Regions from separate parts of the Mus musculus genome. Here region 2 is linked to region 1. Evidence: chromatin loops called from intact Hi-C (ENCODE). Cell type or tissue: heart. All regions are shown on one strand. Links, peaks and the distances in the headings refer to the core of each region. The heading gives the core; the rest is flanking DNA. Region 1 has its middle 71 kb from the start of 2810048H02Rik. Region 2 holds the start of Cxcl12 (chemokine (C-X-C motif) ligand 12).

Evidence for each region. A loop is a pair of places that touch in the nucleus more often than their neighbours do. Peaks named below come from ENCODE experiments on the same cell type or tissue, not always from the same donor. Only the 100,000 strongest peaks of a DNase experiment are listed, where the experiment ranks them.
Region 2: it touches region 1 in a loop (2.3-fold over the local background); 2 of 42 quality-filtered maps call a loop at or near these places.

What each region holds. Positions count from the first base shown.
Region 1 is chr6:117,072,953-117,089,179 of GRCm38, reverse strand. No RefSeq gene overlaps it. Among named protein-coding and RNA genes, the nearest start is that of 2810048H02Rik, 71 kb to the left of the region's middle. In heart, for the core only: a CTCF peak has its summit at 8,062 (motif pointing left); no DNase peak of the experiment used is centred there; H3K27me3 peaks cover 578 bases.
Region 2 is chr6:117,156,328-117,171,139 of GRCm38, reverse strand. Cxcl12 (chemokine (C-X-C motif) ligand 12) reads right to left here and starts at 2,605. Exons shown (of 3, transcript NM_021704.3): 1 at 2,424-2,605. The coding sequence starts at 2,484. In heart, for the core only: CTCF peaks have their summits at 3,899 and 4,122 (motif pointing left); DNase peaks (open chromatin) are centred at 1,669, 2,629, 3,709 and 4,099; H3K4me3 peaks cover 4,113 bases; H3K27ac peaks cover 2,313 bases; H3K27me3 peaks cover 2,496 bases.

The sequences.
Region 1 (16,227 bases), core at 3,269-11,268:
CTGGATTTCCTGGATGTTTTGAGTTAGGATCTTTTTGCATTTTCCATTTTCTTTGATTGTTGTGCCGATGTTCTCTATGGAGTCTTCTGCACCTGAGATTCTCTCTTCCATCTCTTGTATTCTGTTGCTGATGCTGGCATCTATGGTTCCAGATTTCTTTCCTAGGGTTTCTATCTCCAGCGTCGCCTCACTTTGGGTTTTCTTTATTGTGTCTACTTCCCTTTTTAGGTCTAGTATGGTTTTGTTCATTTCCATCACCTGTTTGGATGTGTTTTCCTGTTTTTCTATAAGGACTTCTACCTGTTTGGTTGTGTTTTCCTGTTTTTCTTTAAGGACTTGTAACTCTTTAGCAGTGTTTTCCTGTTTTTCTTTAAGGACTTGTAACTCTTTAGCAGTGTTCTCCTGTATTTCTTTAAGTGAGTTGTTGAATTCCTTCTTTATGTCCTCTACCATCATCATGAAATATGCTTTTAAATCCAGGTCTACCTTTTCAGGTGTGTTAGGGTGTCCTGGATTGGGCGAAGTGGGCGTTCTGGGTTCTGATGATGGTGAGTGGTCCTGGCTTCTGTTAGTAGGATTCTTACGTTTACCTTTCGCCATCTGGCAATCTCTGGAGTTAGTTGTTATAGTTGTCTTTGTTAAAAGATTGTTCCTCTGTTGATTTTGTTACCCTCTATCAGCAGGCGTGGGAGACAAGCTCTCTTCTCTGAGTTTCAGTGGTCAGAGCAGTCTCTGTAGGCAAGCTCTCCTCTCTCAGGGAAGGTGTACAGTTATCTGGTGTTTGGACCTCCTCCTGGCTGAAGGTGAAGGCCCAAAACAGAATCTTTCCCAGAAGCTGTGTTGCTTTGGCCAGGAAGGTGGCCAGTTGTCTGGAGTCGAAGATGTCGCAGCCTCAGAAGCTCTGTGGCTCTTGCCGGGAAGGTGGCTGGTTGTCTGGAGCTGAGGATGGTGCCGCCCCAGAATCTCTGCGACTCTCTCGCCCGTCCCAGAAACGGCTGGCACTCTGTATTCCACACGGTCACCCGTGCAGCCTGCCCTCCGCGGAGTCCCGGAGCCAAGAAGGCTCCCGCCGGCGCCTGTGCCACAAACCTCTCAGGCCAGGCAGACCCCCGTGCTCTCACCAGGAAGGTGGCCGGCTGTCTGGAGCTGAAGATGGCGCCGCCCAGAAGCTCTGCGACTCTCTCGCCCGTCCCAGAAACAGCTGGCACTCTGTATTCCACACGGTCACCCGTGCAGCCTGCCCTCCGCGGAGTCCCGGAGCCAAGAAGGCTCCCGCCGGCGCCTGTGCCACAAACCTCTCAGGCCAGGTAGACCCCCGTGCTCTCACCAGGAAGGTGGCCGGCTGTCTGGAGCTGAAGATGGCGCCGCCCAGAAGCTCTGCGACTCTCTCGCCCGTCCCAGAAACAGCTGGCACTCTGTATTCCACACGGTCACCCGTGCAGCCTGCCCTCCGCGGAGTCCCGGAGCCAAGAAGGCTCCCGCCGGCGCCTGTGCCACAAACCTCTCAGGCCAGGCAGACCCCGTGCTCTCACCAGGAAGGTGGCCGGCTGTCTGGAGCTAAAGATGGCGCCGCCCAGAAGCTCTGCGACTCTCTCGCCCGTCCCAGAAACAGCTGGCACTCTGTATTCCACACGGTCACCCGTGCAGCCTGCCCTCCGCGGAGTCCCGGAGCCAAGAAGGCTCCCGCCGGCGCCTGTGCCACAAACCTCTCAGGCCAGGCAGACCCCCGTGCTCTCACCAGGAAGGTGGCCGGCTGTCTGGAGCTGAAGATGGCGCCGCCCAGAAGCTCTGCGACTCTCTCGCCCGTCCCAGAAACAGCTGGCACTCTGTATTCCACACGGTCACACGTGCAGCCTGCCCTCCGCGGAGTCCCGGAGCCAAGAAGGCTCCCGCCGGCGCCTGTGCCACAAACCTCTCAGGCCAGGTAGACCCCCGTGCTCTCACCAGGAAGGTGGCCGGCTGTCTGGAGCTGAAGATGGCGCCGCCCAGAAGCTCGTAAATAAAATTTAAATAAAATGAACTCGAGTTGTGAAAGAGGCTATGAAGCTAATTGTTTTTGCAGTTCCCACTTCTGATGGTAAATAAGTGCATAAAAATACAGTGGGTGGTGAATGAAGGTGTACAGTCCGCTGTGCAGCTCCCCGGCCTCAGTCCCTGCTCTCACTGTCTAAGGGATCAGTGAGATGGGTAGTCTGGGTCTGCTTAATTTCAGTGCGGGATGTTTTTGACTCCCCATGGTTTATTTTCGTTGTTGTTGTTTTCTTTTGTTTTTTACAATAAAGTTAATTGAAAAGGAAAAAAAAAGACAGAATTTCATGGCTAAATAGTATTACATTGTATATATGTCCCACTTTAAAAACAAGCATACATCAACTGATGATTAAAAAGATGCATAGTATAAAAACAAGAAGTTTGTTTAGGGCCATTTCAAAAATTGTTAGAAATTGTCCTAATTTCTAAGCCAAAACTCACAATGATTTTTTAAAAAATGAAACTCAAGTCAGCAACTGAAATAGCAAATTTAAAAATCAAGCATCCTAAAACAACACAATAAAAAAATACATTAACTAGGTACTTAGTTGTAGAAGAATGGCAAGGGTACAAACCTTGGTTTTCTGTAATTAAACCATTATGCTTCTAGAAGAGCAGAAAACTCTGTGGGTGTCATAAAACCACTCCAGTCCATAGCCCATGAGAGTCTTGAATCTGAGCTAAGTTGTTTCAAGCAGTGTGAGGAGGAGCCATTGAGTGGCTCGCAGAACAACATCGGGTGCTGTTCAAATCTATGGCTGCCGTGAAGTTGTGCACTGCCGCAGAAACACACACCTCGGGCTTATTATATGTTTGACTTTGAATTATGTCTTGGTTGTTGCACATTCTAAAAATCTTTTAACATTATTGAGTTTTTGAGGACCCCCCCCATTCAGGATTGTGACTCCATATAGGGATGCTACACACCATTGAAGGGACAGAAGGTAACAGGAGAAGGGTGGTAAGGAGATAGATTGCTACAGAGTGAAGATGGATAACCAGGAAAAGTCAGCTCTCAAATGTTATTTGGGTAAGATAGAAGAGTCTACTTGGAAAGGGTTTCCCTGGGGACTCCTGGGCAGAGGTTACATCCCAGACAAAGAATTTGGAAGCAGCCCCCTGTCTTTATAATTATGACTGGGCTACTGACATCACCTGGCCAGCAGTGCCTTCCTTCAGTTCTCATGAATGCCCTTTCCTCTGTAGGACACTTCAGAGATTGACATTTGCTGTTTGCGAGCAAGGCTTTCCCACTTACCACTGTGCATTGCTGAGATCCCTGTAGTGACCCTGATTTCCATGTTCTTGACGCTCCTTGGCTTCAGCCTTCCAGACTACTTTCTGCAGTGTGTCCGGGGCCTGTAAAGGCTGACCTCGAGCCTAGAAGAGAAGCTGTGGAGTTACTTAGAAGTCATTTTCAAGTTCAGGCTTCATGTCTGAGCTTTGGATGGGAAAGCATCTTACATAGGTCCAAGCCTTCCAAACAGAGATTAAATATGGAGACAAGAAAGCAGTAAAAGTTATAGAGGCTTTCACTAAACAAAGTCAAACATCTGGATATTTAGGGACAAAAAAAAAATCCAGATATTTTATGGCGCTTTTCAATTTTACTTCATGCACTTACAAATGTGAAGCAAGTTCTAGGACTATGTGCCTGTGTGCAGTGAATTTAGTGGGCAGTGAGCTGGAACTGCCAAACATCCCATACCATTCCAAGTGAACATCTTGGATTTGCGTTACTGGGGGCTGATGACAGCAAGCGTGTGTTATGTTACAGCAATCTGCCGTGGCACTAATAGCTTTGGTGTGTGATAAATGCACTAGATCCCCAAGGAAGTCCATGCAGAGGTTAACTCCATCCAAACAAGTTATATATAGCTTCCCTCTCACTAAATCTAGCAAGTCTCCCACTTTCGGATGACACCAGAGTCAGAGCAATATTTTTGTATAATAATTTCGTCTATGTGATGAGTGTTTCCAGCACAGGATCTCATGTCACTCCAGATAATATGTCCTGTGATGCTGAGCGTAATTAGGAGTGAATGCACAGCAAGCCTTACTCAGGAGAGTTCCCTGAGATATTACACTGAAGCCGTGGAACGGTTGCGCCTAATGGGGCTGGCTGGGAGAGCCAACTGAAGACAGTCTCCAGGGCAGAAAGAGTACGGAATGATCTACAGAGGAAAATGTACATCGATTCTCTCGGTGCTCATAAACATGTGGCCACTGGGCTCAATGCCACTCTCAGAGGATGGGAAGATGCATATGGTTCATTATAGAGCTCGGGAAAGTGTGAAGCTCTGAGGATGCAGAGAGAGAGAGAGAGAGAGAGAGAGAGAGAGAGAGAGAGAGAGAGAGAGGGAGAGGAAAGCCACCCTCGCTCTAGGTGAGCAGTGAGTGCTAAGCCCCACCTGTCCTGAGCAGTCTGGTATAGCTCTCCAACAGACTTTCTGCTTTGGGGACAGGAAGGATTGTGTAAAATCCTGCTAGGCTTTCTCACCAAATGCTCCTTGCTCCTGAATATAGTTCTCTGCTCTGTTGAGGCAAACGAGCATATTTTGGATCCCAGAGGACTCCTGGTTGAAGTCGCTAGGTTTTTCTGCACTCGAATCACACCTATTGAAATTCAGATGAGGATAAAGTCCTCTGCCCAGAGTGTCTATGTGGCTGCCCTGCCATCCTAGTGAAGTTGGATTGCACAGAGCACATACAGAAGACAGTCAGTCTTGCTTGCACTCACGAGGGCTGCCGAGCATCTGTGCGGTACAGCATTCCACTGTGGGGATGTTTCTGTTACAGGGACTCTGCTGCAAGAGACCTGCTGTATTTGTCACACTGCAGCAGGAAAGGGACAGCACAGGGTGAGAGTAGATCCCTGAGCTGGTGGTGGTAACTCTAGAGAAGAAGATGGGAGAAGACATGTCTAACTGGTGTGCTTGCCTCTATCTTTCTTTCTGGGTACTAGTTGTAATTTTTACATTCTCCCTCCCTCCCTCCCTCCCTCCCTCCCTCCCTCCCTCCCTCCCTCCCTCTCTCTCTCCCTCCTTCCCTCCCTCCCTCCCTCCCTCCCTCCCTCCCTCCCTCCCTCCCTCCCTCCCTCCCTCCCTCCCTCCCTTTGTTTTTTCCTGGGATAGGGTCTTTCTGTATAGCCCCAGCTAGAGAGAATTCAGGATCCCCCTGCCTCAGCCTTTCGGTGTGAAGATTGCTGGCACATGGCACTTAACCTTCCCACACTTCCCCCTTGAGGAGAGTAAATACTGATCAAGGTCCAGGTGAGGAACCACAGCCTGGGTGAGGGTGCCCCTGGGTGGCTGTCCTCGAGCAGACATGTAACCTTGTCCTGATGGGAGGTTGAGGAGTGGGTTCCAGGTTCCTGCGCCCTCTATGCTCAACATTAAACAGAAAAAAGGAAGGAAGATGAAGGTGGAGGAGGCAAGCTCATCAAATGGTATGTCTGGGGAGGAAAGTGATGTGTGAGGCTGATGGGCAACTACAAAACTAGGTGGTTTTCTCCTCTTATCAAAGAATAAAGCCACCCACTTAGGCAACAGTACACTGTCCTCTAATGTCAAATCTGCCGGTCATACTTGTTTGAGAGTCTTAGGGTTGTATATTGTTGTGAAGAGATGCCATGACTGTGATGACTCTTATAAAGGAAAGCATTTAGCTGGGGCTGGCTTGCAGATCAGAGATTTATTTCATTGTCATCATGGAAAGAAGTGCAGTAGTACCCAGGCAGACATGGTGCTGGAAAGGTGCTGAGTTCTACATCTGAACTGGCAGTCAGCAGGAGGAGAAAGTGAGCCATTGGACCTGGCTTGAGCATCTGACACCTCAAAGCCCACTACCAGTGACATAATTGCCAGTGACATAATTCCTCTAATAAGGCCACACCTAGTCCAACAAGGCCAAAACCCCTGATAGTGTTGCTCTCTGTGAGCTTGTAGGGACCATTTTCATTCAAACTGCCACAATGGTGTTCCCTTAAACACAGTTGGGAAACAGTTCACCAATTATCAGGATACAAGCAGCATCGAGCAATCAGCTGGGTCTTTCTGAATCCACAACACAGGCTCTGAGGACACACGTTAAAGACAGTCCATCTTGGCACCCTGCCTCGCTGGAGTCAGGAACACATAAGCTTCTCTCTATTACAGTTAGGACTGACCATGTTCAGGGCATTATGTAATTTCATAACTACAACAAATATTGGGCATGGGTACTCTTATTAGACTTATTTAATAAATGGGGGCAGTTGAGGTAACACAAGGTTCCATAGCCACACAGATAGGACCTGGACCATATGTTGTAAGCTCTTGGGATCATGGCGTAACTGAGAAACAAGGTCAATTACTAGACAAAGGTCAAGAATGTATGTGAACTAGTTAGAGGAATCTTCCTTCTGTGCAGATACAGGCATGGAAAGGATGCGTGTGTTTGTACAGGGACGGAGAAGCGATTTAGACCTGGATTAGGAAGCTACTACTGGAATATGCAGGCTATTCAGCATATCTCCGTGTGGACTGCTGCAGTGTCCAGTGCCTGCTGTTAGGGAAAGACTCATCAGACCAGGAACAGAGATATAGAGTCTTTGAGGAGCGCTTCCTAGATTCCTATCGTTTGAAGGTCACATAAAGAGAAGCATTGATATTAGTGAATTAGTGCTTCCTCTCAGCATGGCTGTGGCTTCCAAGTTGAAAGGAAGTGTGAAGAGGCAGCAGAAATAGTCAGAATTGGCTTTATGTAAAACCGGAGTGCTCAGCAGGGTCTGCCCAGGGCAGCAGGACAATCAGGAAGAAGACAATTGTCCTGCCAGTCCTAGGGGAACTAACTTGGTTTAAGGCTCTAAAGACACCGGAAACCACTCTCCTGCTGATAGGTACCTTTGCCCTGAGCCATCCTCTCAAATCTTGCACGTAGGGATGAACGAGGGCGTGGTCCTACCTTCTAACCTGGTACCCACAAAGGAAGACCGACTGCCTGGCTCAGGCACTTCCCAAGCATGTGGCTTGGAAGGCAAGGTGGACTGGTGGTTAGGTGTGTGGTCGAGGAGCTCACAGTCGAAGCGTCTATGTGGGCCGTTCCCACGGCTCTCTGTCTACTCCTCCAGCTTGATGCCAGTCCCTAAGGTCAGCATAGCTTAATGCCTCACATTAAGTCTTTGTTTTGGGCCTCCTCAGATTAATACCAGACTTTGTACTCGAGCCAAGAAAATGTGCACGGGCTTTAGCACCGTTGCCACACCACTGTTTAATCTCCAGGATGCCAGGGGACTCTGGAGTTGCCCCACCTCTGAATCTGCAGAGTGTTGGTGTCATTAAACATTTTCAGACTTTGTTTCGTCCAGTCCCAAGCTCTGCTCGTAGATCCGAGCTGGGAAATGGGCATTGGCCGGCCAGGTGACTGATAGATTTATCTATGGGAGCTCAGCAGGCCTGGCCAGGCCTCATCAGCCACCGAACAGACCTCTTCCTGGTGCAGGAGCTGTCAGAACGTGTGAATGAGGCATATAGAGAGACTCTGAAAGGCGCACAGTGATTTATGGAGTATTTCAGACCACAGAATCCCATAAAGTAAGATGCAAAAACCTCTGAGTAAAGGAAGAGAAACAGCCATCAGGGCCATCAAAGGCAGCTCTTCAGGAACACGATTGAATCTGTCTTTCCCCCTACTTCAGGATTAGGGAGTCCCTGTCAGCTGGCGTCTTTGTCTCCTCTGCACTCTTTGGGCAGCGGAGTGGCCCAGCTACTCCACAGCTGACCTCCCTCAGAAGGTCCTCGGGAGTCTCAGTCAATGGCGGCATCAAGTGTATGGCAAACAGTTCCTCCGTAGCTAGAGATAGAACAGGTCAGGAGTGGTACACATAGGCAGCCCCTGAGCACCGCTGACCCCATGCCCTGTGGGCAGGGTTGCCCTGCAGCATCTTAAAAAACGAATCAGTCCCAGTATCGAGTGTCATTTAGTAATAATATCAGGTCACGGGTTGTAGGCAGTGTCCACATTAGCGAACGCTGTTGGCGCCCCCTAGCGGGAGATATGAGCACACCTCCATTAGGATGCTGAAACAAAGTTGTAGTAGACCCAAGAAAGCCATTAACTCTAAAGTCTGTAAATCAAAGGCTAAAGGTAAATGTTTTATTGGCTTTCTTGGTATTGCGACTCAGGAATCTGGCGCCAGCTTAGTTGGCATCCATATTCCCTTTACATGGTGCTGCCTGAATTTCTTGGTAACTCTTGGCTGGCTCAGCAGGCACAGGAGGTGCTGCTGAGCATGGAACAGAGACTCAGCATAACTCTGCTTGTCATCTATTGTCTGTCGTGTGGTCCGGGAGGGCAAGCCTTCTCTTGCCTTCTTCTTTGTGCATGTTGACAGCTACAGTTGCCGGACTCTGTTCTCAGGCAGGTACACGGTAAAACACAGACTCAAGAAGCCTAATACTGTATAAACCCTGCCCATTCTGCACACCCTGTCTTCCTTTACCTTACAGAGGTGCTTTGCTTATGTGATTAATTACTTGCAAGACTTTTTGTTCTACTCAGAAAGAAGTCTGTATGGGCCTCTACAAAACTAACAGTCTGGAGACTACAGACTTGTCACCTCTCCCCATTTCTGGTATATTTATATCTTTATCCTCTCAGGATAAAAGTGCCAGTTCCCTGGAACTCCAATAAAAGTTCTCACTTACTTTGTCTTTACTGCACACAAATGGTAGGCTCAGAAGAGCCTCATGATGGTGATGAAAGCATTTATACTTTTGCGACTTGTTTTTTACAGTCTTTCTCTTCTGTGTATTTATGCCACGAGTCAGTAAAGCGTGACATATCTTTGTCAATGACCTTTGGCTCTGTAGAGATTTTACATCTTAAATTTAGTTATACCTATGATTATGTAACAAGTCTTGACGAAGTTAATCTGCCAATGGAAAGCATACTGAGTCTACTTCTCCCTTCCCCCACCTTGTCCTCTTCCTCTCTAAACTGTGATCTTTAAATCTCTCTGATGCTCTTCTGCTTTGTTTGGGGGAGGGGATTTCATTTTTATAATGTAGCAATGTATATCCTACGTGGCTCATATACAGCATCACTTTAAGAATACCACTCATTAACATCCACTCTCCTTTCAGAGCTTTACCACTATCATTGCTATCAAGTCTAGGTGGTTTTTATCATCCTGCAATGGAGCTCTGTATGCATTAATGGTTTTGATTATCAATTTGACATGATCTAGAGTCACCTGGGAATGAAGTCCCAATAAAGAATGATTTATTAGGTTGGCCTGCAGGCTGCCTGTGAGGGATTTTCTTAATTGGGTTGATTGAGGGGAGAGAATCCATTTCATGGGCAGGTTCCTAGACTGAATAGAAAGGACAGCAAGCAGCGCATACACGAATTAGTTCATTGTGCTCTGCTCTTGACTGTGGATGTAACATGAGCAGCTACTTCAAGTTCCTGCTACTTTGACTTTCCCAGTAATGATGAACTGCAGCCTGGAACGATGGGTCAACCAACCCTTTCCTCCTTAAGTTGCTTTTGTCGTAGTATTTTATCACAGTGATGGGAAGTGACCCCCCCCCCGTCCCCACTCCCACCCCCCCTCATACTGGCTGGTTGTGTGTGTCAACTTGACACAAGCTGGATCTATCACAGAGGAATAAGCCTCCCTTGAGGAAACGCCTCCACGAGATCCAGCTGTAAGGCATCTTCTCAATTAGTGATCAAGGGTGGGAGGGCCCATTGTGGGTGGTGCCATCCCTGGGCTGGTAGTCTTGGGTTCTATAAGAAAGCAAGCTGAGCAAGCCAGGGAAGGCAAGCCAGTAAATAGCATCCCTCCATGGCCTCTGCATCAGCCCCTGCTTCCTGTCCTGCTTGAGTTCCAATTCTGAGTTCTTTTGGTAATGAACAGCAGCATGGAAGTGTAAGCTGAATAAACCCTTTCTTCTCTAACTTGCTTCTTGGTCATGATGTTTGTGCAGGGATAGAAACTCTAACTAAGACACCCCCCCTTCACTCTCCACTGAATAACTTTCCATGATTCTATTTTTTGTCTCTAAAAGTATGAGTACTCCAAATATGTCATATTTATCTTTTTGCATATAGCCTATTTCATTTTGTATACTGTCTTCAATGTGTATGCATGTATCAGATTTTATTTATTCTTAAGATTGAATAATGCTCCACTGTATGTATGTGATCATGTGTGTGTGTGTATATATATACACACACACATATTGTGTATGTGTGTATATATATGTATATATATACACACACATATATGTATGAATATATATTCACTTGAATCCTTATATTTATTAATCTGTTGGTGAACTTCCGAATTGTTATAGGAAATTATGAAGACCAATCTTGTGTATCTTTTATTCAGGATCCACCAAAGGTGACAGTCTGCACAGTCCAGCTAGGATACAATGTATCATTGTCCATTGTAGCAGAGTGCACTGTATAACACAAAGTGTCAAACACAGCACAGCTCACCCAGGACAACAGCACAACCAGGATGCTGGCACTAGTGCTGAGTATTCCTATCACTGAGAGCACCCTTTGTGTCCATTTAGATTTTCCCCTTGCTCTGCTTGGTTTCTGGAACCATTGCTCTCTATGATGTGTCTAGACATTTCCTTTCAAGAATACAGCCAGAATTCAGCTCTAGGTCAGACCCACGGATGCAATGCCACCTCTCTCGGCACTTGCATCAGGTGCTGGAGACCCAGGGAGCAGGCCAATCCTCAACAGGAGTAAAGCTTATTGGTGCTTGGGAGTGTGGAACTTCTTGTCCAATAGAATCTTCAGGCCCAAGATGGGAGCCAGATTCAACACGGTTAGGCCCACAGATAGCGGGAACAGCCCCAATAGCAGCAGCAGTAGCTTAGAAACAAGTGAAAAGACCAGAGATGACTCTGGGTGAGGTCCACAGGTATACAGAGAATTGCACAAGAGAGGAAAACTTTAGACCCAGGTAGAAGCCTCTATCTGAGGACAATACCTGACAATCAGAGGAAGACTCCTGTTAGAGCCCTTTGCCCTAAATAATAGTCGCACAGAGGGAAGGGCACTCATCCCTATAGGACTCAGGAACTTCAAATTATTACCAACAACAATTTGAGAGAAAAACAGGTGGTTAGGATTTTAAAAATAAGAAATAGGAAGGAAATACAGACAGACAGAAGGAAGGAAGGAAGGAAGGAAGGAAGGAAGGAAGGAAAGAAAGAAAGAAAGAAAGAAAGAAAGAAAGAAAGAAAGAAAGAGAGGAAGAAAGAAAGAAAGTTAAAGACTCAGCCATAAAACTAAGTCCAGGTGTACAAGTCCAAAGGAAGAAATAGACGCAGTATGAAGAACAGCATATCTATTCACAAATCACTCTTCTCAAAGCAATCGCACATGGAAATGACTTGAAAGAACTACCAGATGAAGAATTCAAAAGAACAATGTAAGAAATTCAAAGACATAAATATACTCCAAAAAGTACAAAACAGAGCTGAATGAAATGAGGGAGTCAAACAGATATATAAAAGTAGAAGCAGAATTGCTAAAGGAAGCCCAAACAAAAGATGTTGGAAAGGAAAATACCAATAAGTCAAAGCAAAAAGCAAAAGGTCCCTCAGTGGAAAACCTCTCCTGCAGAATGAGGGAGGGAAACTCACAAGGGAGTGGAAGTGGCTCAGCACTTGGTGCAAAAAAAAGAAAGAAGGAGAGAAAGTAAAGGGGGCTGGAGAGATGGATCAGTGGGTGAAAGCACCTACTGCTCTTCCAGAGGTCCTGGTTTCAAGTCCCAGCGATCACATGATGGCTCACAACTATCTGTAATGGGTTTCAATGCCCTCTTCTGGTGTGACAGAAGACAACTACAGTGTACTCATATACATAAAATAAATCTTTAAAAAGTAGAAAGTGGGAAGGCTTGGTGAGGACAACAGGAAAAGACCTAAGCTTCATATTTTGGGAAGATATTAAAGGATATTAAAGAGATATTAAAAGGAGAGAGAGAGAGAGAGAGAGAGAGAGAGAGAGAGAGAGATCACTTATAAATGCAGGTCTATCAGAATAACACCTGAATAATACCTGATTATTTGACAGAAACATTGAAAGCCAGAAGGGCCAGGGAAAAATGTATTTCAAGTTCTGAAAGACAGGTGTCAACCCAGAATATAATACCTGAAAAACTATTAAGTTTGAAGGTGAAGTAAAAAGTAACAAGACAAAACACACTAAAGGAATTTATGAGAACTAAGCCAGCTCTGCAGAGGGTATTGGAAGGAATATTTTAGTCTGAAAGCAAAGATAAACACACCCAAGAGGTCATGATGAATAAACAAAATGTTCAGGGAAGTTAATCAAAAGAGATCTAGGAATATGCCATAAAAACAAGAAAGACAAAAACGAATACACATTGTTCAATAATAACTCTTAATACTAATGGCCTCAATCCCTTGTCAAAGAGATGCACACAAGCAGATTTGATTAGAAAACAGAATTTTTGTTGCTTTTAAGAAACACACATCATCATCAAAAGTAGACACTCCATTAGAGTAAGAGAATAAAAACAGTTATTTTAAGCAAATGAGGCTGAGAAATAACCAGGAGTAACTGCACTAATATTTGACAAATGATGACAAGGGCTGTGGAACTTGAAAAATCCAAACAGGATTGGTGGGAGTGAACGTTAGTGAAGCCAGCGCAGAAACCAGTGTGGCAATTCCAGCAGGAAACAACCAGCCTAGGAATAGATGTACTATATATATGACAATGATAGACCAGTCTGGGACATGCATCAAAACAACTCTATTTCTTACTATTGCCAGGTCCACTGCTGTTTTATTCACAATGGCTAAGCACAGAGACAGCCTAGATGTCTGTGCAACTGACTAAAAGGATAGTGGAAATGAGGTATTTATATACAATGGGATTTTATGGAGCTATAAAGAAAACCAAATATGAAATGTTTAAGTAAATAGGTGGAGCTGGAGAATACACTGAGTAAGATAACACACAGCCAGAAAAACAGATGTCACATGATCTCACTCATTTGTGGACCTTAGTGTCAAGTTGTGTGTTTAATTTGGAGAAATCATGAAATACAGAAAACTAGGAAAAATAATGCAGGGTATTGCCACCACTCTTGATGCATACAAGAATGTGATGGTAAGACCCTACTGCTGAAGACACAACTCGTGTTAGTCCCAGGGCATGAAGAAATGTGTCAGTATTGGTCAGGAAGTTTTCCCTCCTGTTGGCTGGCTTTCACAGTACTAGAACATAATATGCAGGCTGCTGGGGGGAAAGCCATCTACTTTCTGATCCAGCTTTGAACTCTATGCTAACAAAAACGGAAAGAGAGAAAGTGAAAGAAAAGAAAAGAAAAAAATATGACGACTCTGACCAGATAGGAACATGGCGCAATGTTATGGTATGAATGTCATAGGATAACCAGTGATTTCTGATTGGATTTAAGGCTTCTTTTACAGGAGGAAACACACGTCTAGTACTGAAAATCTGGGCAGGAACCCAGGGTTGGGAAGATCATTGGCTCCAGGAGTTATTCTACTATTCCACCTGTGTTGAATGGACATAATACCATGCTGCCCTCTGTCTGTATTTTTATACCTGTGGATTAGAGCAACTCTGAGACCACATCAGTGAGGTTGATTTGTGCAGTGGATGAAAGTTAACCTTAAAACTCAGAACTGGTCAAGGTGCAGGGAGTGACTGACTGTGGTATGCTCAACCGCAAGTGGGACATCTGTATCATAAGTTTGGGGACACTAGTCTCCATGCTCAGGGACAATCACAAGGGAGGGGTAAGAAGACTGTATGAGCCTGAGGTTGGGGAGGAAGGGAGCAGAAAGTGTTTTCTGGACATCGCAGGACCAAAGCACCCCGAAACCCACAGTTGGTGTGGTTACATGCAAGAAAGGCACAGGATCAAGCCAGTCAAAGTTCCACCATGGAGAGGGGAAGGGCCTCATGAGCCCTCACCCCTAACTGAGAGTCAGCTGATGGCATCTAAGGGAGGGAGAGTCAATCTCCTACACACTGTGGTAGCTCAGCCACACTCAGGATTATACAGATAGCACACATTGGAGTCCTTGGGTTAGTAAAGTAAAAACATGAAAAAGGACACAATGTTAGAGAGTCAGAATATCAGAGATCACACGGAAAGAGTTTAGGGTGAGTATCAAAAACATTCTAAGTAGTTCTCAAAGAATTACTAAAATTATTTTAAAAATATCATTACATATGGCAGTCATACTGCATGCACCATCTTATGATGCGCCCTTCCCCTTTGGTCTAACGTCTCAGCTGAAACCCACACCGTGGTTACTAGGAGGTTCCTTATTGCTGAGGGTGTTCCAGGCACAGGTCGACGCGGCATGCCTTTATCTGTCACTCACACAAGGGCCGTCTCCACTTCTTTGTCTATTATGAACAAAGGTGCTATGAAAATGCGTATTAAAACATTCCATGCGGGGCTAGTGAGATGGCTCAGTGGGTAAGAGCACCCGACTGCTCTTCCGAAGGTCAGGAGTTCAAATCCCAGCAACCACATGGTGGCTCATAACCATCCATAACGAGATCTGACTCCCTCTTCTGGAGTGTCTGAGGACAGCTACAGGGTACTTACATATAATAAATAAATCTCTAAAAAAAAAAAAACATTCCATGCATATAATTTCTCTGGATAAATATCTAAGAGGGGATGTATGTGTCTAATGTAAATAACTGCTGAATATTTTCAGAGTAGCTTTTCTGTTGACTATTTCCTCACGAAATTTAACATTGCTCAATTTCTCTGTGTTTTCAATACTCCTTTGACAGTTTTGTTTTTAAATTTTATGTGTGACTGCCTTGCCTGGGTACGTGTATGTGCATGGCATGGATGCATGGATGTGCTCAGCATGGATGCCTGGTGCCCGTGAATGTCAAAAGAGGGGATTGGCTCCCCTGGAACTAGAGCTACTAATGGTTTTGAACCATTGTGTGGGTGATGGGAACTGAACCTGGGTCCTTTTCAAGAGCAAGAAGTGCTCCTAACCATTGGGCTATCCCATTGGCCTTTTCATTTTTGACAGTCTTAGAGTTTACATTTTACATTTAAGTCTATTCTTTAATAAGCTGTGAGGATATTGTCAGTTGCCCCTTATTTCCCCAGTGCCGTTTGCAGGATTGTCTTTCCTCTGTTGAGTTGCTTTTACATCTCTGTCAAGGTTTGGGCATAGCTCAGATGCACTTAGGGGCTGCCTCTTTGGCTCCATTAGTCTATGTGTTTATTTCTGTGCCAATACCGCAGACTCTTAACCACTCATAACTACGTGTATCCTCAAAGCAGGAAGAGTTTCATTTTATTCTTCTTTTTCAAAATTACTTAAGCTGTATGTTTTTTTATTTTTCCAATTATCAGGTGTTTTATATTCTTGTGATAGTTTTCACAATGATAGTATTAGAAGTTGGCAAAAACCTTAGGAGGATTTGGAATTTTTACTCCCAAGGGATCTTCCAACTCAGGAAATGGGTGAGCCTCTTCATGGAGTTAGGTCTTGTGTTTCTTTCATTGGTAACTTTTACCGTTTAGCCATAAACTTTGTGCATATTCTGTTGATTAATTGTTTTGTAAGCATTTGTAGAAGGTGGCATATTTTTAATTTTGATTTCTATGTGTTTGATGTGGAAGTATAGTCTTTGTATGTTTATCTTATATACTGTAACCATGACAAAGTCCATTGTTGTCATTCTAGAAGTATTTTTGGCAATGGTAAGGGATGGGTTTCTGGAGACAATTCACACCATATGAGATTTTTATTTCACTGGCTGGAAGAATGGAGAGGTAGGAACTGCCCTGTCCTGTCTACTCACAGGGACAGCAGGCTGTCTTCACTGTCAGGCATAATGTGAGCTGGCTTCTATATCAGATCGATCAGGCTGAACACGTTCTTCTGTTCTTTGAGAATTTTTTTTTACATCTAATGTGTTAGTATTTTCTAAATTCTCACACAAAAAAATTCTCTACTTTATCCTCTTGTAATATATTTGTATTGACATTTGTATTGTTTATGCAATATATTTGTATGGTTGTATTATCTGTAGTATGTGTTGATCGATCATATGTATGTGTTTATTTGCCTTGCTTTTGAATGAGTAGTTGTCTCATGCACATGTGTTCTTGTCAGTCTTGCTTTGCTCACTTCA
Region 2 (14,812 bases), core at 1-8,000, 85 kb before region 1:
GAGGACCCGGATTTACCTTCTATCCAGCTTTTCCCAAAAGCTGGGGTCAACCGTGGCTTTTATGGTCACTACCTGGATGCCTAGGCCTCCTGGATCCTATTACCAGCTTTGTTTGCCAATTCACCAATTTGCAAAATGCTATAATTGACACTCATTAGTGTAAATTAGCAAGGGGCTCCTTTAGAACCCCCCCTTAAGAACCACCCTTTAAGTCTAGAATTGCAAACCCTGAGGACTGCTGGATTTGTAGCTGCTCCCCCAACAACAGGGTTTTATCCTAGCTCTACTGAGCATCCCCAAATGTTTCAATTTATGGGTCTTTTCACCAAAGTTTAAAAGTATGACTGAGAATAGTTAGCCCCAGGATTTTAAGTTTGCTTATTTAGAGTTCCAGGAGACTTCTGGGTATTCTGAAGTTCACTGCCTTTGGGAAGCAGCTGGAGAAGTGGACCGAATTAAATATATGATGGGATTATCTTCTTCTGCAAGCATTATTTAGCTAAGGGATGCATGCCCCAGGAAGGGTAGTGTCTTTAGACTCTAAAGCATAGGAAAACCAGACTTCAGGTACAGACCAAAGTCTAATCCAGCTCTGCTGCCACCCTGGACTTGGGAATCTAGAGAGCTTGGCTTAGGGAACCAGGGGTCCATTCAATCTAACAAGCCTGGCAAGCCTGCTGCTCTGGGTTTAACCAAAGAAGCCTCCGGTGTCTACTATCTAGCTTCTGAGTTGGAGTAGCTGATGGGAAAAGACAGGAACCACAGCAAGGTTAGCCGTGCTGCAACTTGAGGGCTGTGTAAGATCAGAGGGCACACAGGCACTAGGAGGTAAAAAAGTTCATTCGGGCAGCACAATGGGGTCCTGCCTAGAGAACAGGTCTGATCCAGACACTGTCAACAATCCGACTCTTCCTAGGGTCAGAATATGTTGAGGGTGAGACAACTTTTACTCTGGATAATTGCACTCCAACCTTGAGGACCTGAGTCCTACATTCTTGCCCCATACCTAACTTGCCAGAGGCTGTGACCCTTGCAACATCACCAGCTCATTCAATTATTAATGCCCAAATCAATGTGCTCCATGACGGGGCACTGGGGGACCAGTGGGAAGGCTCAGCCTCCCGGGTGTTCTCGGTAACAAAAAAAAAAAAAAAAAAAAAAAAAAAAATCGAAACTGCCTTTCATTTCTTTTTTTTTACTACTCCGATCAGCAACTGACTATTCTTTTACAGAACATTTCCCTCGGACTAGGCAACTCCAACCATTCCCGTACCCCGTTGTCACAGGGAAAGAACCCAAACGAACGAGTTGGTGTACTTGGGCAGCATTTAGAGCTCAGTCTCACCAAGAGCCCCGACTGTCCCTCAGTTCTCTCCAGGAAACACCACTGCGGAGGAAGGCAGGGGATCGACTAGTAGGATTTTGTTTTGTGTTCAGAGGCAATGGTTTGTTTTGTTTTGCAGCAACGGTGTCTTGTAACAGCGCTGAGAGTTTTCTCTTCAGTGTCAAAAAAAGAAAACAAAATGAAAGCCCTTTCCCAGTGAAAGAAGACACCACCCTGGGTCTGGGAGACTGAACTCCGCTGCAGCTCTCATTCCAGAGCTGAGGACTCCGGGGCTGGCTACAAAAGCGCCCGTTTGCAGGTGTGTTTGGGGGTTGGGGAGAGGTGTGCATATAGCTTGGGTAACTGCTGAGCCTTTGTCTAGTGACCCGGGTAAGAAGAAAAAGGGGCAGTGAAGAGACGCGTGCTCAGGTCCGCGTCGCTACGGACCAACGAACTGTGCAGAAGCGCGGCCCTGGCTGGCAGCGCGAGTTCAAGAGCTGCGCTGCGCTGCTGGTGGCCCTGAGCCCCTCGAGGGTGCTGTAAGAGAACACGCTACACCCGCAGGGGACGAAACTCAGCCTCACCACTGAACCTATAGCCAAGCCATGCACTTCGAGCTACTTGACCGGTCTTTGAGAGTTTGCTGACACACGCACCACCCGAGTGAACCTCTTGCACGGTCAACTCCGGGACCGCGCTGCCCTTCGCCTCTGGAAACATCTGGGCGCCGGTAGACACTAGCTGAGTGCAGCTGGCGCGCTCCGGGGCCCAAGCCCCGGACACAATCGCCCACGCTTCCATTCCGCGCCGAACCCACTCTTGCCCAACAATCCTGCGGGTCCTCCCCTGCAGCCCTCTCTAGGTCCTATGGCCGCACTTCGCAGAGCACAAAACCTCGGTGCGACCCGTGGGACACGGGAAAGGGCACCCGGTGGGAGTGCGCCCTGCAAAGTGGACTGCCCCAAGTTCGCTTGTAGTGAACGGCGCCGACCGAGTTCTTTCTCCGCGACTTCGGCGCGGGCAGAGGAACCGCGGACCCGAAGGAGCTCCGGCGCAGAGCTGCGAGCCTTTCCCGGGCCCGGCCGCGGATTGCACTCACCGTCACTGATGCAGAGCGCGGCCAGCACCAGGGCCAGCACGGCGACGACCTTGGCGTCCATGGCGTGGGCGGGAGGGCGCGCCGGAGGCTGCAGAGCTGGACAGCAAGAGGACACCGAGGTGGACCGAGAGTGAAAGTGCGGCAGCGGGAGGCGAGCGCTGGGCGCTTTAGAGGCGAAAACCAGGCGGGGCGGGGCGGGGCTCATCAAGGGGCGGGCCTGGAGTGTGGCTGGGGTCTCTGACGCGCATCCCCTGCGGAGCAGCCGCCCTTCCAGTTCCCTACCTACCCACCCCCTTCTTGGCGCCCTCAGTGTCCGCGGCTCCGCTGGGTGCTGAGACCTTTGATCTTCCCAGTCCCCAACTTGGGCGGGCTCTTTGGACCTGAATTGTAAAGAGGCTGGGTCGTAGAGCTTAATGCTCCCATCCTGCAGATAGAGAAACTAAGGGGCTGTCAAAGGCACAAGCCGTGAAATAAGAACCTGAGAGACGAAACAGTCTGTTTCGCCGCATCCAAAAGTTGCCAGAGTACCCTTTCTTTCGTGCCAGGAACTTAAGCTGACCCACCTCATGTCCAGGGTGTCTGTGCCGCAGTGGACTGCTAGGCTTAGGGCAACGTGGACCAATCTACAGTTAGAATAACTTGGATTCCCAGCCAAAGTCTCACTACAGTCATTCCCGGGAAGATGCATTCTAACGTAGGGCTGCGCTACCGAGCAAAGAGACCAAACAGGTCTCCCAGAGATACTCAGTATCGTGAATTTTCTTTGCCACCTCCCCTCTGTACCCCTATTCTCTCGACTGGGGGTGGGTGGATGGTACGAATAGTGGGTGGGTGATTACAACTCTCACCCTGCAGAATGGAAACGGAGGAGAAATGACTGGGTCTCACTCCCGCGAAACGTCCTGATTCTCTGTGCTTGGTTTTAATGTGTGTTCAGTTAATGGAAGCTGGAAACAACTTCTTAAACTTCAGTGTTTCCTGCCTTTCCAGAAGAAAGTCCAGTGTTCTAAAAAGGACCAAAGAGTTCCCTAAGGCCCCGCTCCCTAAAACCCTGCTTCAGAAAGTGGTCATTGGCGCTTTACAAATAGACCCATTGGTGTTCAGCCCTGCCAATAGATCGTTGTGTTCCACTCTGGTCAACCAAAACAACCCCAACCCGGGTGTGGGGAGACACGGGGGAGGGGGCAGACTGAATCTTGGAGGGCTAGAGGCTTTGGGCAGCGTCCTTTGGACCTTCCACTGCCACAGGCAGTGTTGGCCATGCTTCGACCACTTTTCCCACATAGCCAATTAGCGATTTGGATTCTGTTATCATGTTCACCCAAGGGAGTGCACAACAGAGACTTGCCTCTGTCTCAGGGCAATCTGGGAATCATATTTGTGAAGCAGTGGCCAGGACCTTTGGGCCTGGGGCTCCACCTAGGGACTAAAGAAGGGTGGAGAAGGTCAAGAGGAAAATGTTCCAGCCATGAGAGTATCTTAAACAATTCCGCTAAGCACTTTGCATCCATTCATTTGTCAGACACACTTTAGGGACTCAGCTTCAAATCTGGAACCGCGCCGACCTGGTCCCTGTGTTTAAAAAGTAGCATTTCAGAGAAGGCAGCCATCCATTTCTACCGGCTTTTGCGCTATCCTGAGCGTTCAGTATGCTAAACTCTGAACTTGCTGGCCCTGTTGTACTGCAGGATCGGCAGAGGCTAGGCTCCGGCGCCCTCTGGTGGTCTTATCTCCCATGCTCCAGTAATCCGAGATCAAGCGCTTGGGATACCTGATGCCTGTAAAACAGTAAAACAGTAAAAAAAAAAAAAAAAAAAAAAAAAAAAAAAAAAAGACCAGATGCTCCTAGGCAAAAGCTCTGAGCACAAAAACTTGTCTGATGCTCCCATTCAGTACATCTCTGAGGCAAGGCAAACCTCTCCTGTAAGTTTGTCCAAAGCAGGTAGGTGTCCAGATCTCTTGGTGTTTGCTATGAAATCGGGAGAGAGGGACCCACTCACAGCCAAGGAGTGAGGGTGGGGGGAGGGGTGTCCTGTGCAGGCTAAGAGCAAAGCAGAGGCCAACAAAGACTCTGGCAGACTGAGGCTCCAGAACAGAAGCCGATGCGGGCCACATCTGTCCCTACCCTCCAACAAGCATTCACTAAAATACGTTCAGTAGGTCCTCCTACGATGAGCTAGGCATGCACTAAGAGTTCGAAATATTTAAGAGAAAAAAATCCCGGGGTAGGGAAAGAAGGAGATGTTGAGCAACATAAAAGCCAGCCATCTAACATAAGTCACATAAAACATAAAACGCCAGTGAGTGGAGCCACCGCAGTAAGCGCTTAGGATTCAAATAGGGTGGCCAAGGACCTGGATTTTAGATTTTAAAAAAGAAAAAAGAAAACTCTACGATTTTACACTTGGTGAATGATTTTTATTTAAAACCATGTCCACTTTAGAAGACTCCACAAAGAAAGAGATGCGGGGTGGGGTGGGGTCGTGGGGGTTGGTCATAAGCCTTTTGAATTTTCTCTATGCTCAACCAAAGAAGTATCTCCCAAGCTTGGGGCTACCTTTGTTTATGCAACAATCTCTGCTCGGTTTCACCCAGTTCCTCTGTGGGAAGCCTTGTTTCAGGGAAGGCACACAGGCAGCTCACGTCTCTGTCAAGTCTGCAGGTCTCCTCCACACAGCAAGGGAACAATGGGGGGTGGGGGTGGGGGGGAGGCTGCTGCTCATTGGTCACTATCCCTTGGCCACTACTCCTTGGCTTGTGGTGTAGACTATCCAGAAATCAAGATGGGAGCCTGGAGGCTGACTTTAGAGTTACAAAACAGGCATGTCTGCACGGCCAGCCTCTGGGTCCCTGGTGCAAGCATCTGCCCCTTACCCCTCTGCTTGGCAGCTCCCTGCAAAGTTCACTGGCTAGCCTTCCCAGGTTGGCTTCTCAGGGCACAGTCCTCATTTGCAGTGTAACTGCTAAGATAACTTCTGTTGTCTCTTTCTGAAAGCAATATTATTATGGTCTTTTAAAAAAAGACAGCAATAGTGCACAGCAAGCAGTTGCATCGTGATACTTGCATGCATGCATGTAATGCATCTTGAGGACAGACACTTGCATGTGTGCATGTAATAGGCCTTGATGATATTCACCTTCCTATTAGTTTTATCCCCTCTTCTTCTCCTCACTTCCTCCTCCTTCTTCCGCATGCCCTGTAGTGTCGTGGCTTCCTTTTCTTCTTTTCCCTATATTCCGCATATGAGCGGAAACAGGCAATGCTCATTTTTTATGAGATTGAACGTATGTTCCCTTGCCAATGACATGGTTTCACCTGTCTTTATGGCTGAGTATAACTCCGTTGTGCATATAAACCAGATTACCCACTCATCCATTGGTGGCATCTAAGCTATTTCCATAATTTGGTGGTACAAATATTCCATAATAAAATGAGCCCAGGAAGCACTGGTTTTAGATGTAGATTTATGCATTTTTAAAGTAATATAAAAATATGACCCATACAACAGTTCAAATATCAAGACTGGTCCTATTTTTATATATGATTTTAGTTTTACAAAGCGAGTTGATTTATGCTAACATATGATAAAATGATCTAGGTGGCTGGGGACAGCAAACCTTGAAAATAATATAAAAAGTCCAGAAGTCTTATATTGCACACTGTCTTAGCCAGGCTCTCCATTTAAAGTGAACTATTTGGCTTCAAAGTGGTGAAATGTAAAATTGAAAAGGAAGTCCTCATCGTCCTCACTTATACCTGACTAGGCAGGAAAGAGATGACCAAGGAGTGTGCAGATGCTAAGAAGAGGGTGAGTCCCAGGGGTCCATCCCATAATCAGCCACCAAACCCAGACACTATTGCATACACCAGCAAGATTTTGCTGAAAGGACCCTGATATAGCTGTCTTCTGTGAGGCTTTGCCAGTGCCTGGCAAATACAGAAGTGGATGCTCACAGTCATCTATTGGATGGAACACAGGGCCTCCAATGGAGGAGCTAGAGAAAGTACCCAAGGAGCCGAAGGGGTCTGCAACCCTATAGGTGGAACAACATTATGAACTAACCAGTACCCCCAAAACTCTTGTCTCTAGCTGCATATGTAGCAGAAGATGGCCTAGTTGGCCATCATTGGGAAGAGAGGACCCTTGGTTTAGCAAACTTTATATGCCCCAGTACAGGGGAAAGTCAGGGCCAAGAAGCGGGAGTGAGTGGGTAGGGGAGAAGGGCGGGGGGTGGGGTATAGGGGACTTTTGGGATAGCATTTGAAATGTAAATGAAGAAAATATCCAATAAAAAAAAAGAAGAGGGTGAGTACATGTAAGATCCTTGGGCATCTTTGGTCCTCCCACCCCCATCAGTGCTCCTGGTCCCTCCTCCATGCAAGTCTAATGGGGCTCTCTCAGCAGACAGAAGCTTATGCTGTCCACCTCCCCCTCCCCCCGCCACACACACTGTCTCTGCTCACACAGCTCTGACACCTTGTTTAAATGTCCTACTTGTATGGTAGTGGAGCTGAAGTAGCCAAATGCCCAGAGCCTTGTTGCTGTCCCTTGAACCATTTGTATGCACTCCATCGGTGGTGGGGCTGGGTGGCTTATCAAGTGTCAAAGCACTTGCCCCAGAGAAAGTACTTCAAAAGACAATTGACAAGTCTATTTCTGTAGGACTTGGGCATCCTGGTTCTGGGTCTATCACATTGGGCTTTCACTAAGACTACATTTTCAGTATAAGCCCTCCTAGCTTCCAAGACAAGAAGCTTGGACTGACATGGAAGAATCATCCAGGGAAAATGTCGCAAGTGCATGTGACCACCAGTAAGTCATAGAAACATATATGGGGACATAAATCATTTGTGTGACAGCCATCTAGGGGTCTCTTGAAGGTTTATAGTGAAGACTGAGGCTCAACATGTGCTGAGCTGGCCATGGCTTCCTTGACTGGATCCCAAACTGAAGTTCTTAAAAATCCTCTGCCACCAGGTGGGGAAGGATCCCAGGAAACCTGAGTCAGATAGCACTGAATTCGGGATACATGCATAGGCAGGACCACCTGCAGGGACCACCTGCAGGGAGCACGTATGTCCATCAGACCAGAATGTCTGTCTAACACCGTCCTGCTCAGGATGACCAGACCCTCTAAGCACAAGTATTTGCTAACGCACAGCTAGAACAGCACCTAGATTTAATGTTCTGTGGAAAACTTGAGTTTCTCAGAGTCCAGGCGTGAGGGTAGCCCACTCCAGCTCCCAAGCAAGGAGAATCAGGTCTGGATTTGTTCCACCTCTCCGTGCCTAGCCACCTTGACTTTAGCCAACCTTCCTTTCAGCAGACAGGGCTCAGTAGCTAGGGTAACACTAAGAATCTAAACTGGAAGACAGCAGTTGTACCTCACCAGAGGTATTGATTTCTGTGGTTCTAGTCACCTACAGTCATGGTCCAAAAACACTCGGTGGAAAATTCCAGAAGTCAATAATTTCACGTTCTAAATTGTATGATGTTCTGAATGTGATAAAATCTCTTACCCTATTCGTCATAGCCAGGATCCCAGTCATCACTCGGCCCAGCATATTCACAGAGCATACACTACCTACTTGTCTTTTAGTGCTGCCTCAGTTACAGATGAAAGCCACAGATCACCTTTCCAGGACTTGGTGTTACTCATGGTTTCAGATATCCAGGGTTGTTCTCAGAGCACACTTGCAACTACTGTGTGTACCACGTTCTACTAGCCACAAATCTGAGTGACAGACTGTGAGCTTGGGAGCATGTGTAACACCCAGTCACTCAGTGACCCATTCATGTCCCCTTTGTGTCCTCACACCTGCCATGTGAGATTAGTTCAGTGTTCACTGCTCAACTTGCAGAGTCAGATCTTCCCACTCCTTTTTATTTTTTATTTATTTATTTTTAACTCCGAAGACCTGGGATTTAAATGTAGTTTGCAAGAAAACCAATTTGCTACACAGAAATTCAAGACACCTTTGAATTTCAGATAAATATATGTTGTTTGTTGTTGTTCTTGTTAGAATGTCTTGTGGGGTATGTTTATGCAGAAAAGAATTATTCGTTGTTTATCTGAGATGCAAGCTTACCTATATATCTTGTAGTTTCTTCGGTAAGTCTGACAGAGCTACTTCAGGATCTATACTTTAAGAGATCCCCCTCCCTATGGGCTTTCTGCCCATTCAGAACTTGTGGATAGAAAGAAATAAGAGGCATATTCTTGAATTGTCCACTTTCTCATTGAGGGGATAAATTGAGTTTTATCAAGACAGGGATGCTGATGGTAGTGTGTTGATATTATAGAAGAATGCCCTTTCTCTGTTCCTTTTCTCAAGTTCAAGCAGACATTTGTCCCAGCCCTGGTTCTTACCCTGAGCATTGCCCATGCCCCCCACCCCTCCTCTAGCAGAAATGCAAACAGCCCAGGCACTGACATCCTTTCTGATACAGGATGCTTAAGCTGACTATCGGGAGGAAAAGATGATACCCAGAAAACAGCAGCACATGAATGTATCCTGGTGGAAAGCCAGGGAAAGGGACAAAAATTCCTGGGAGTTGTGGAGGGCTAAGCCTGGTGCTTGCCTGAGCAGTCATTCCCCACTCCCACGTCAGAGAAGCCAGAATTCTGTCCTTGCTTGCTGCTCTTGGATAGAGGGGGATCCTGTTCTCTGTTCTCCACTCCATGTCACTTTGGCGGAACAGCTGGAAACTGTAGTACACAGACTCCTCATAGAACTTTTCAAGGCCAAGTTTGAAGATAGGTACCACTGAGAGCCTGGCCCAAAAGATATGAGTAGAAGATGAACTCTTGAAAATAATCTTTTTCAGCATGTCTTAATTATTCACCTACCTGACCACGTGTCTTAGTTTTGTTTTGTTTTGTTTTGCTGTGACAAAGTACTCCAATAAAATCCACTTAAAGGAAGAAGGGTCCTTTTTGGCCTGGGGCTCCAGGTTAGAGTCCACCATGACAGGGAAGTCCCAGTAGCAGTGGCTTGAGAAGTGATCACTTTATATCCAGGGTGATGTATTATATTTCTTCAACATCGAGCAATAGAATACCCATGCCTGTTCAGCTTTCTCTCCCGGTTTCATTCACTCTGTGGCCTACAAAATGGTACCTTTAATTAAAAATTCAGAATGGCCCCGCTCACTCCAACCAAAACTCAATTCCAAAAATCTCTCATAGGCATGCTTATAACATAATGTGATCAAGACAACTTCATTAAGACTCCCTTTCCCAGTGCCTTTATATTGGGTTAGGTTGACACTAGTGACTTTTACATCATCTCTCTACCCATTCATATATCTATCCATCTATCTACCCAACAATCACCTGTCAATCTAGCCTACTCAACATCTGTCTGCCCATTGACTTACCCATCTGTCATTTCTTCCATCTGTCATTTCTTCATTCATCCATACATAAATACCTTCTCCTTTTACACCTTCATCGGTCTCCACCACCACACACAGCGCTATTTATCTGTCCACTCACCTCTCCATCCTTCTAGCCTTACACTCATGCATAGCCAGCGATTCCACCTGGCTAAGTTTCCATCACCATGTCTCCACTACCCTCTGTTCATCCACTCACTTCATCTACCCATCTATTTACTACTGGTTCTTTCTCCCCAACTATGCCATGCCAGTGACTTTAAGATGTTCTAAACTTAAAAGGCTTTCTCTAAATAAGATACATGTCTTCTGCAACCCTGAACCCAAAGCAAAAAGACAAACAAACAAAACAAACAAAACAAAAACAAACAAACAAATAAAAACAGGTCCGAGAAGATTATAAACATGAAGATCATGCCGCAAGCCTCGGTCTTTTGCGGATTAAAACCTTTACCTTTCATTTTGATGAGGGACTAGTCCTCTCTGAAGGGCAGGAAACAAGGCTGGGGATACCCACCCAGTGAGAGGAATGGTATCTGAACATGCCTCCCTCCCTGGGTTCACTCCCTGAGTTTTCTCCATAAGTTAAAAATAAATAGAGAAAAAGGAAAGAAACAAACCTTTCCATCTCTGTTTACCCTCTGCGTTTAATGAACAGTTGTTAACATGACTGAAACCATCTGATGATTTTTACCAAATGGAAAAATCTCCCTACAGGGGCAATAAAATAAATATTCAGGACAGAGAGAGGCGGTCGTAAAAGGCATTACCCGGTTGTAAACAGAGGCGGGTCGTGGTGATCTATTACCCCTGCCTTGGCAGCTTTCAACAGTTCTGGGATTCCAGGAGAGGATCTGACCCAAGGCAATATTTACTTCTGTGGCTTTTTCGGCAGGTCATTGTGGGTATAATTCTGTCCACCAGTTGACTGGAGTTGAGGTTTTGAGCAGGAAGCCAGAGCCCTAAGCACTCATAACTCAGGAAGAGTAAGGCACCCTTTCCAGGGTGTGCCAAGAAAAGCTCATGGTACCGTCCTGGCTGTCAAGGTGAGGGTCCCACATAACCAGGCCATTGTCAGTGGGATATACAGCTTGTTTGTACTTGGGCAGACGGTACTGATGGCTGACACAGATGTTGGCTGGATTTCAGCCTGGAGGCCCAGCTGCGTTTGGTGTTCTAGTATGCAAATGCATGGCCATTAGATGCATTTTCACTCACAGTCTTAGACTCTTTAAGGATCCCAAACTCTAGAGTGAAGCTTAAACTCACAAGGACAAGAATTATTCCCCAAGGAGCAAGAACTAAACTGGTTCTTGAAGTGGCCACATTTAGTAGCAGCCTCTGTAAAAGCGTCAGTGGGTTCAAATGTTGGACAGAGCAAAATGACCGCACAGATGGACCACACAGTGCTGCCTGCAGAAGCGTGTTTATGCTATCTTCTGAGGCGGCACTCAGGCTCAGAGTGGCAGCTGTGTCTCGGGAGTCAGTCTTGTAGCCTGGCTTTGGTCTTGGCTCTTATCGTTGGCTTTAAGACCCTCATCTCTTGGGTTAGCTTGCTACTAAACCTGACCCACATGATGGAAAAGAGAGGACTTCTGAAAGCTGTCTTCTGGCTACCACATGTACACCGTGACTGTGCACATGTGTACCCATAAATAAGTAAATGTAGCTTAATTTTGTTTAAAGTTCCCTTCCTGTTCCCTGGCCTGGCTGCTGAAATGTTTGGTCGTTGGTGGCTTTGGGTGCAGAAGAGTAGACACTTCCCGATGCTACAGTCCAGTTCAGGATACACTTGTTGGTGTAGATATGAGTCAGTGTATCACAGACAGGCCTTGCTTGGTGGTGAAGAGGGCAGTTTCGTAAACTTAAAGAACTGACTATGAAGAACAAATTGAGCCTGATGTCACCTCAATCTGTTGAATAGTCAGTTGGCCATTGGGTCTGTAGGACATGGAAGCCCAAGTGGGCTGGGACTGGAGTGGGCTAGGACTGAAGCGTGGGACAGATTGCGTACCCAGGTAGGCCATGTCACCAGCTTCCACTGCTCTTTGACAGCCAGAGCCTTCCCAGAACATCCCAGGCACAGTTTTCTAGGCTTCTGAAGATTGAGTTCCTCGTTCCTGCCCTCGCAGACCTGAGATGTTTGTGCCTAAACTCAGACAGAAGTTCTCAGGATGCAATGATTAAGATCAGTGTTGGAGAATTACAGAGGCTGGAGATAGAGGCAGGGTCTGTTGTTTTTTCCCCTGTGGTGTTTCTATAAGCTCTTGGTGTCCCGAAGAAGTGTGGGTATATCTGTTTTTTGTTTACCAACTCCCAATTTACAGCTGACTCAGGAGGCTGATCTCTTTGTGCATTTATCTCTTTTATGGGTGTGTGGTGAGACAGAGTGCTCAACTCTATCTGTATATGAGAAATATGGAGCTCAAGACCAGACCTGAGGGGGGGTTGCCTGAGTAGAGGGCGCGGGAGAGTGATTAGAGTATCTATCGTCTCTTGGGTATGTGGACTCTGAAGGCTGATGCACGGCTGCAGGTCTGTAAGTAGAGAATGTTTCTATCATGGCCTCCAGCATATCTGCCGTTAGTCTGTCAGTCAGATTTATGTGGCTTTAACAGATACCCGAGATAATTACCTTATAAAGAAAAACAAAACAAAACAAAACAAAACAAAACAAAACAAAACAAAACAAAACAAGAAAGCCCGTTGGAGCTGAAGAGATAGCTCAGCGGTTAAGAGTACCTATTACTCTCACAAAGGACCCAAGTTTAGTTCCCAGAACAATGTCAGGTGGCTCACAATTACCTATAACTGGAGCTCCAGAGAAATAGATATCTTTGCCCTCCATGGGTATCTGGCACACACATGTATATACATATATACATTAACATACACATGTGTGCACACACAATTATATATATTCTTTTTCATATGCATGTGTGTGGTGTGTGTGTGTGAAAAAAACCCTTTACTTAGACTCAGTTTTAAAAGTTTCAGTTTATGAGCTGCTCCCCCTGTCATTTTGATGTGGTGAAGAGGCAGTGCATGGTGGAGCAAGCTGTATGTCTGGAAAGAGAAAAAGAGGGAAGAGACCAAAGTCTCACAATTCCCTTCAGTGACTCACGAAATGCCAGATCTCCCTCCGGGCCTCATATCCCTGCCTGAGAAGTAAGAATTTACACATGGAACTTGAGTGAGACATTTAAGAGGCACACTATAGCAACAGGACTTTGGTTGAAAACCATAGACTCTTGTAGGCTTCCAGGGAACCTGCAAACCCCTAAGCCTTCATACTGGGGCTGCTGAAACAGTTGTCCAAGCAACCAGATCCTAGTCTGAGTCTCAGGGTCAACTGGCCTGCCTGCAGCCCAGGAATATTTTATCAATGGCCAGCACCGTACTAGTGTTGAAGAACAGGAAGACCAGTCTGGAGAGAGTAGGAACAGCAGCCCAGGGAGCCGCATTGAAGAGGCTGGGATGTGCACACAGCACTGCTCCTTAGGAAGAAGAGACTGCAGGATAATAGACTTCTGTGCCTCTCTGTAGCCAGAGGGCAGGGCTGACCTGGGGGTGGACCGCCACCTGCTCCTTTCTTTCCCAGGCTGCAGAAGTGAGATGCTCTTCTTGCTTTCCTCTACCTAGCCAGGCCAGGTGTGTGCTTGCCCTAGAACACATCTGGGTCCAGGAGGAAGAGCAGACTGTGAACAGCTGGACCAGTTCTGGGAATGACAGAGGATTGAAGGGGAGAAAGGAACTTGTTTATTCAGGCGGAAATGCTTCTTGTGTGCAGAATGTGACCTCCATTTCCAGGGTACCAGATGGTAGATGTGTTTAGTTTTCAGATGAGAGAAAGGAAGAAGAAGCTGCATGGAAAACCAATGGTCGGACTTCCCAGTGGCCTGCATCTCAACTGGGACTCAGGACATGGTCTCTACTCAGCAGGAACATCCAATGTGTCTGTGGGAGGAGCCTGTCCCTATTAACCTGGACTGGGCAGCAGTATCCTGGCAGGACCAGATGGCTCTTTAGTGGATGCTCAGCCCAGTTTAGAGGAGCACAGAGGAGAAAGAGGTACATTGGGAATCATGGCCAGCCTGAATTTCTTCTCTCAAGACTCACACCCTGAGGATAGAGTTTGTGTGGTCTAGAGCTACAGTTCTGAGTTATTTCGAGTTCAGAATGGGTGTGGGTCTGGCACTCTCTACTCTTGGCAGGTTGGTTTCAGGAAAGGAGGTCATATTGAACCAATCCCCATCCTGGCTCTGGACTCTGGGCTCCCGTAGATTATGTATTTTCTTCCATTGTGTGTCCATTTCGACCAAGTCATAAAAGCCATGCCTTATGTCAAAGAAATAAGCACCAGGGCCTCTTGCCTTATGTCTGTGTGCCCTGGACATATAGGGCTGTCACCAGGGGCTGCCAGTGTCCTTACCTCCAGCTTCCTTTTCTACGGTGAGCATCTTAGTCTGTAGTGTTCTATTGCTGTGAAAAGACACTAAGATGATTCTTATCAAAGAAAGCATTTAATTAGGAGCTTGTTTACAGTTTCAGAGGTTTAGACCATGATCAGTCATGGGAGGAGATTAGCAGGAGGTACATCCTGAGAGGGGAGAGGGAGAGGAAGGGGGAGGAGGAGGGGAGGGAGAGGGGGAAATGAAGGGGGAAGGGGAGAGAGAGAGAGGGAGAGAGAGAGAGAGAGAGAGAGAGAGAGAGAGAGAGAGAGAGAGAGAGAGAGAGAGAGAGAGAGAGAGAGAGAGAAAGAAAGAGAGAGAGACAGACTACATCTGATAGTTTGGGCTTTTGAAACCTCAAAGCCCACCCCTGGTGACCCATGTCCTCCAGCAAAACCACACCTCCTAATCCTTCTATCAAAGAGTTCCACTCCCTGGTGACTAAGCATTCAAATATATAAGCAGACAGGGCCATTCTTTCTCAAACCACCATAGTGAAGGTGTACTCCCTACTCACAAGTGTCTTGAATTATTTGTT